Regions from separate parts of the Homo sapiens genome. Here region 1 is linked to region 2. A link is a contact called in ENCODE Hi-C or POLR2A ChIA-PET data. All regions are on one chromosome and are shown on one strand. The core of a region is the stretch at or near the end of the contact, and the rest is flanking DNA. Distances in the headings are between cores, read along the strand shown.

Region 1 (3,430 bases), core at 918-3,417, 70 kb before region 2:
TGTGTCCTCATGAAAAAGATATGTATAAATCCTAATCCCCAGTACCCTCAAATGGGACCTTATGTGGAAATAGGATATTTGCATATGGAATCAAATTAAGATAAGGTCATAGTGAATTAAGGTGGGTCCTTAATCCATTATGATTGGTGTCCTTTATAAGAAAAGAGAATTCTGGACACAGACACAGCCGAAGAAGGCCATGTGACAACAGAGGCAGAGACCGGAGTGATGTGGCTGTCAGCCAAAGAACACCAAGGACTACCAGCAACCACCAGAAGCTAGGAAGAGGCAAGAAAGGATCCTACCCAGCATCTCAGAGGGAGCAAGGATCTGCTGACACACTGATTCCAGACTTCCAGCCTCCAGAACTATGAGACAATGAATTTCTGCCATTTCCGTCACTCAGTGTTCAGCAATTTGTGACAGCAGCCCTAGGAACTGACAGTTTCCTTACTCTTTACTTTCTTGCTTTTCTGGTCATTTTATTTCAACTATGCCCGTTACCCACTGTGAATCTAATAATGAAAGACAGCATGATGAGACTGCTATTCCTTTCTGCCATTTTCACCACAATGGGATCGGCCTAGGCAGTCTGAGAGAGGCAGAAACTAGAATTGGAAAAGCGACTCTTGCATTTCTCTCATACATCCACTGAGTCCCTTATTCTGATGCCTGAAAGAAAACTCCACGCCCTTTCTTTTCATTTTTTGGTAATCAGAAGTTAAAATAGAAAATACTTTTTAAATTAAACACATAAGAAAGCAAAACTTACAAGCAATCATCTGTGCTTTCTGCACAAAGACTAATTGTTTTCCCATCTCGACAAACAATCTGGAGCATGCAGTCTTTTGACTTTCCATCCGGGGGCTGAGTATCTATGAAAAATAAGCAGAATAAAGGAACTTTTTTCAGGATTTCTTCTTACATTTTCTAAGAACTACCAGCTCAGAGAAGCAAAGGACTAGACAATAAATCAAGTGCTACATCTATGAAAGAACCCTCTGCCTTTCCAAGAATGCAGAAAGAACATAGCTAGGCTGACTGACAAGACCAGCTGCCAAGATGACGTCCACAAAATATATTCGGCTCACTGCAACCTCTGACTCCCGGGTTCAAGCAATTCTCTACCTCAGCCTCCTGAGTAGCCAGATTACAGGCACCTGCCACCACACCTGGCTAATTTTTTTGTATTTTTAGTAGAGTTGGGGTTTCACCATCTTGGCCAGGGTGGTCTTGAACTCCTGCCCTCGTGATCCACCCACCTCGGCCTCCCAAAGTGCTGGGATTACAGGCATGAGCCACCATGCCTGGCCAACATCCCAGATTTTAAGCAATTGACTGGAGTCACCATCAAACAGAAGCCAGTTTCTGAGTACAAAATCAACGTAGTCTAGGGTGGCCTGTGCTTCCTGAGGTTCCCAGAGCTCTGGCTCCCTCTCCACGAGAACGAGGGACGTGGACTGAGAACACTGATATTTCCCGACCATGTGGTTCATAATCTAAGTGCCTGGGGCCCCACTGTGGTCGCCCCTCTGAGATGGAGCCCTTCTTCAATCTGTTAATGAAAGCAGAACAGGGAAGGAAGAGGACCAAGCTCCCAGCAAGACAGAGGAAGAGCAGAAGACAGAAGTTGGCCAAGACAGGCCAGCTTACCCCGACATTCCTGCCCCGTGCGGATGTTGATGCAGTCCATTGGCATGTGGACCTTATCCTCGATATTCTGCCGAGTCTGGTCATCATAATAGATCAGGTGACCATCCGACCACAGATCAAACCAGTTCTTCTTCCAGCGCTTCAAAATAGTACCTGGAAAAAAAAAATAGTACGGTTGTTTTTTTTTTTTTAGAGACAGTCTTACTATTTCGCCCAAGTTGGAATGCAGTGGCTATTCACAAACATGATCATAGGTCACTGCAGCCTTGAACTCCTGGGCTCAAGCAATCCTCCCATTTCAGCCTCCCGTTTAGCTGCGACTACAGGCACATGCCACCATGCTCAGCCTTCAAAATTTAGAAATCTGAAAGGTTGGCTTTGCGCCAAAAGAGCAAGGACATAGTCCTCTAATTCACAGCAGAAACAAAAAGAACTCTTCCCCTGGCCCCTTAATTACACCTGTATAGAATTACCCAAAGCAGTCCCTCACAATGAAAGGGAAAGCAGAGCACAGGGCCCGCCAACTGGTGCTTTAACAGGCTGCATGCAGCACACACTGTCAACAGAGAATGCTGCCAACCAACTTAGAAGTTCCAACACTTTCCGGTTAGGGTTTCTATTAAAAAGCTTGCTTTTCAGCAAATGAAACATATCTAACATTTAATTCCTCATACAGTACTAAACTTTAAACCTCTCAAACTTTTCAACTTTCTAAATTTCCAAATATTGTCTAAATTGCCAGATTGATCAGAAAATGCTGGACTGTGAAGTCTCTATACGCAAATAAAAATAATATCTTTCTCTTTTGAAAAAACACATTTTGGCCAGGCACGGTGGTTCACGCGTGTAATCCCAGCACTTTGGGAGGCCGAGGCAGATGGATCACTTGAGGCCAGGAGTTCGAGACCAGCCTGGCCACGATGGTGAAATCCCATCTCTAAAAATACAAAAAATTAGCTGGGCGTGGTGGCTCGTACCTGTAATCCCAGCTACTAGGGAGGCTGAGGCAGGAGAATCGCTTGAACGCAGGAGGTGGAGGTTGCAGTGAGCCAAGATCGCACCACTGCCCTCCAACCTGGGGGACAGAGCAACACTCCGTCTCCAAAAAAAAAAAAGAAAAAACACGTTTTTTTTCTTTGTCCTTAAGAGTTTTCACAGATACTCTTTCCTACCATTTCCCACAGAAGCCCACAGTGTGGAAGGCTCCCCCCTTCCTGATGCATACACTGGATAAATGAGCACAGCAGGATATAGACCAGGCCCTGCCTGGCCTCCCATGCTGTGCACATCCTACTACCTCACGTACTTCTGTCAGCTTGAGCAAATTCAACCTTTCATTTGTGATCTTGGACCAGGTATTTAACGTGGTATATAAAACAGTAATTTCCTTTAACTTGGTATATAAAACAGTAATTTCCTTGACTGCATGAAGGGAAAACCCCTGCAGTGGACTTAAAGGCCAGTTGTAGCTCCGGTCATCTCTTTACCTTCCTCACATCCATTCACTGCCCACTACACCTTCTGTTCCTGTACATCTCATCCCATTCTTGGCCAACACACACAATCCCATTTCGTGTACTTCCCTTTATGTTGCCGTGCCTGCAACTGGTGTCAACCAGATATGCGCCATTCGGCTTTCCTGCCAGTAGTATCAGGCACTCTCCTCACCAGGAGGGGTGTCCACTGCACTTGCCTAACTGACCACTAAGTGATACCCAAGCATCCACTTGACTACCTGAGCTGTGCAGAAACTACCAAATAGGCTGGGCGCAATGGC
Region 2 (3,259 bases), core at 339-2,838:
CCGTAGGTAAATTTCTTTGTTGTTAGGGAATAAACGGGATCATTGCTCTATGTGCTGTTCTGTTTCCAGCTTCTTTGGAAAGCTCAGCATGTTGTGAGATTCATCCATGTTTTTTCCTTTTGATTGCTGAGTAATGTTTATAGAGACATATCATGATTTATCCTTTCTCCAGTTGATGAAGATTTGGATTAGTTCCCATTTTTGGCTACTAGGAATAAGATTGAACACTTTTTACAAGTCTTTCGTGGACCTGTGTTTTCATTTTTCTAGGGGAAGTTTTGGGAGTGGATTGCTGGATGTTGCGGGATGTGTCTCTGGCTTGCAAAGTTGCACTGTCTGACACGGACAGTGTGTGAGTGCTCCACCCCTCCTGCTCTCACCCATGGGAATGTGAGATGCCATAAGCACTTGTATGGAGGTCTGATTTACATATTATAAGTTAATCCTTCTCAGTGTACAGTTTGGTATGTTTGGACAGTCATACACAGCTGTATGACCGTCACCACATTTGAGTGAATGCACTCTTTGGAAAGGTTCTCGCATGCCCCTCTGGCCCCTGGCACCATTGCTGGGGTTTTGATGACTCTGGATTAGGTTGGTCTTTCCTAGAGCTTCTGTCAGTACATGCATCCAGCATGTGTCCTTGTATCTGGCTCCTTTGACATGGTGTGGCTTTGTGATTCATTCATGTGCTTGTATGGATCAGCAGTTTGTCCCTTTGGCTTGCTCAGTAGGATTTGTATGGATGCACCACAGTGTGTTTACCCATTTGTCTCCTGGTGGGCATCTGGGCCATTGCCAGCTTTTGATCATTGTGAATATAGCTGCTGTGAACATAGCTGTCCAGAGACCCTCTCCCTCCCCTGAGACCAAACCCCTCTTCTCTGTTGGGGTCAGGAAGGGACACCTAACTGCTTATTCAGCAAACTCAACCACTCTACTAGATGGGGTCTCTTTATCTGCTTCTGGAGACGGGTTGGTGGCCAGCAGTTTGCAGGGCTTTGGGGAACGGCTCTCTTGGTGCCAGCTGCTCCTCGCTGCTGGCTGAGTGCCTTCTTCTCGAGTCTGCTCAATCATCCTCCACTTCAGCTTGCCAGGCTTCAACATGCTGTCTTCTCTTCCATTCTTGGTGAGTTTTATGTCTTTTTTCTCTTAATCTGCTTTATTGTCATTTTCATGTCATTTTGTGTGGGGACAAAAGCAAGTATGTGTGTTCAGCTTTCTCCCTTAACCCAGAGGGCTTTTTACCATAGAGTGCTTAGCCAGTCCTGGTGCTGGGCAAGTTTCTCCTGTTTTTGCTGTAACAAACAACACTATGATGAGCATGCTTACAGTTAAGTCTCTGTGTGTGTATAGATCCATGTGTATTGCTTTAAGACAGACTTCTAGAAGTGGAATTGTGGGATTAAAAGGCATATATACTTTAGATGCCAAGTTTAGCCCCAGGAATGCCATACCAATTTAAATTCCAGCAGGACAAGACAGTTTTTATTTCCTGTCCTTGTGTGAGCATTCCATCTGTAGAACGTTCTCTTTTGGTATTTTTTCCTCCTCCCCAACACCCTGCCACCACACACACGTGCATGCACACACGTACACAAAGTAAGAATGAAGTCAGATCTTAGTGGAGGAGAGTGGGGGCGGCAGTGGCAGCAGGTCTGGCGAGTTGCGTGGGGCTGACACGCAGCTTAGCTCCTCCCTGCCTGTGTCCTCTCCCTGCGCCTGGACCGGCTTGGGTGAACTCAGGCCATTGCCTTCTTTGTTCCAGGTTACACTCCTGGCACACCTTACAAAGTGTCCTGTTCCCCCACCAGCGGGGCTGTGCCACCGTACTCCTCCTCCCCGAACCCCTACCAGACTGCCGTGTACCCTGTGCGAAGTGCCTACCCCCAGCAGAGCCCGTATGCACAGGTATGCTTGGGTACACACTGCTGTGTGGGAAGGGGTGATACCACCTGGGCGTTCATCCTTTGGCCCTGGGACCCTGTGTCAGTTGTCTCTCTTCTCCCCACAGCAAGGCACGTACTACACACAGCCGCTGTATGCAGCACCTCCTCACGTCATCCACCACACCACGGTGGTGCAGCCCAACGGCATGCCTGCAACGGTGTACCCTGCTCCCATCCCCCCTCCTAGAGGCAACGGGGTCACCATGGGCATGGTGGCTGGGACCACCATGGCCATGTCAGCAGGTAAGTCCTCGTTCCTGCGGTGTCTGTCCTATGGTGTACCCTAGAGCTGGGGGAGGGGAGAGCTCACGAATCCTCTGACCCTTGGCTCTAGGTTTTCATAGCTGTAGTTGTGTGGAAGGACAGAAAATTCTTTGGGGAAGAAACAGCAGGTTATCTTTTATTTTGCCTACCTGAGTGACCCCTTGTGGAGGCCTCTCTGAATCTGATGGACTCGCTTTGTTGGTGAACTGAGCCATTTGGCAATGCAGGATGTGCCCCCTCTCCTCCCACCCCCTATGACCATGTAAGACTTGAGTAGAAGGAGGACACTTTGTGTACCGGGGTTGCTCTGGCCTTCTTCCTTTCCCTTGAGGGGAGCTTGTCTTTGCAGGTCAGTTGTCTTCATCGGGATGTTTTCATGCATCTAGGAGAGCTGGTCTTGCGTTGATAGAAGAAACAGCTGCCTGTAGAAATCCTTTGGCATTCATCTACCGTACTTTACTTTGCAAGGCCTCCTCTAAGGAAAATAAACCATGGAAAGATGAGGCCCCTGGCTGGGATGGGCACATCTCCGCGGAAGCCCTGGGGGTTTGATCTGATGTCTAGGGATTGGGTGACCACCCAATCTGTATGACCACCCATGTGGATTCACCTCCTGGTCTCTGGGTCAATATGACCACCTTTAGGTCATGCCCACACAAAAGCGTACTGTTCCCTCCTTGTTTTTCTGGACTTGACTTCAGTGTAAGGAAATTATGCCAGAGAGAAAAGCATTCCGGGTTATTATGTGTGCTTCAATGTAGACTCTGATTTGGTTTTCCCCATACTTATCTGTCAAGGAACAGGAAACTGGGCATAGACAGAAACTGCTGGTTTGAGGCACAGGGAGGGAGGGCAGCAGGCACCAGGTTGGGTGCCACTGTGTTGGAGGTGGTGCTGGTCCATAAAGGGACTCAAGTAGTTGTTGAGTTTCTGCAGTTGTAGGAAAAATAGATTTCTCTTAAAGAACTCAGAAGCTCATGTAGTTTAGAATCCTCATTTCTTTTTTTTTTTTTTAATTTTAAAATTTTTAATATTTTTTTTTAAGA

The links. Hi-C counts contacts between places; a loop is a spot of excess contacts on that map. ChIA-PET counts read pairs that join two places held with the same protein, here RNA polymerase II (POLR2A). Pooled maps may share reads with other maps.
Region 1: a pooled map shows a loop between it and region 2 (3-fold over the local background). The contact joins two enhancer-like sites. A Hi-C loop is called at or near these places in 2 of 168 maps with a recorded cell type or tissue (gastrocnemius medialis and heart right ventricle) and 2 of 50 pooled maps. POLR2A ChIA-PET finds 5 or more read pairs at or near these places in 8 of 52 experiments (BJ, H1, OCI-LY7 and 3 more).

The regions. Positions count from the first base shown.
Region 1 is chr2:131,124,129-131,127,558 of GRCh38, reverse strand. It overlaps PLEKHB2 (pleckstrin homology domain containing B2), which reads right to left. Exons shown (of 8, transcript NM_001100623.2): 3 at 1,654-1,806; 4 at 773-875. Among named protein-coding and RNA genes, the nearest start is that of PLEKHB2, 21 kb to the right of the region's middle. Within about 2 kb of position 2,167, at least 2 of the 41 ENCODE cell types and tissues checked have a DNase peak (open chromatin) inside an H3K27ac peak, as active enhancers do.
Region 2 is chr2:131,054,205-131,057,463 of GRCh38, reverse strand. FAM168B (family with sequence similarity 168 member B) reads left to right here. Exons shown (of 7, transcript NM_001009993.4): 4 at 1,769-1,911; 5 at 2,015-2,192. Among named protein-coding and RNA genes, the nearest start is that of SMIM39, 21 kb to the right of the region's middle. Within about 2 kb of position 1,588, at least 5 of the 41 ENCODE cell types and tissues checked have a DNase peak (open chromatin) inside an H3K27ac peak, as active enhancers do.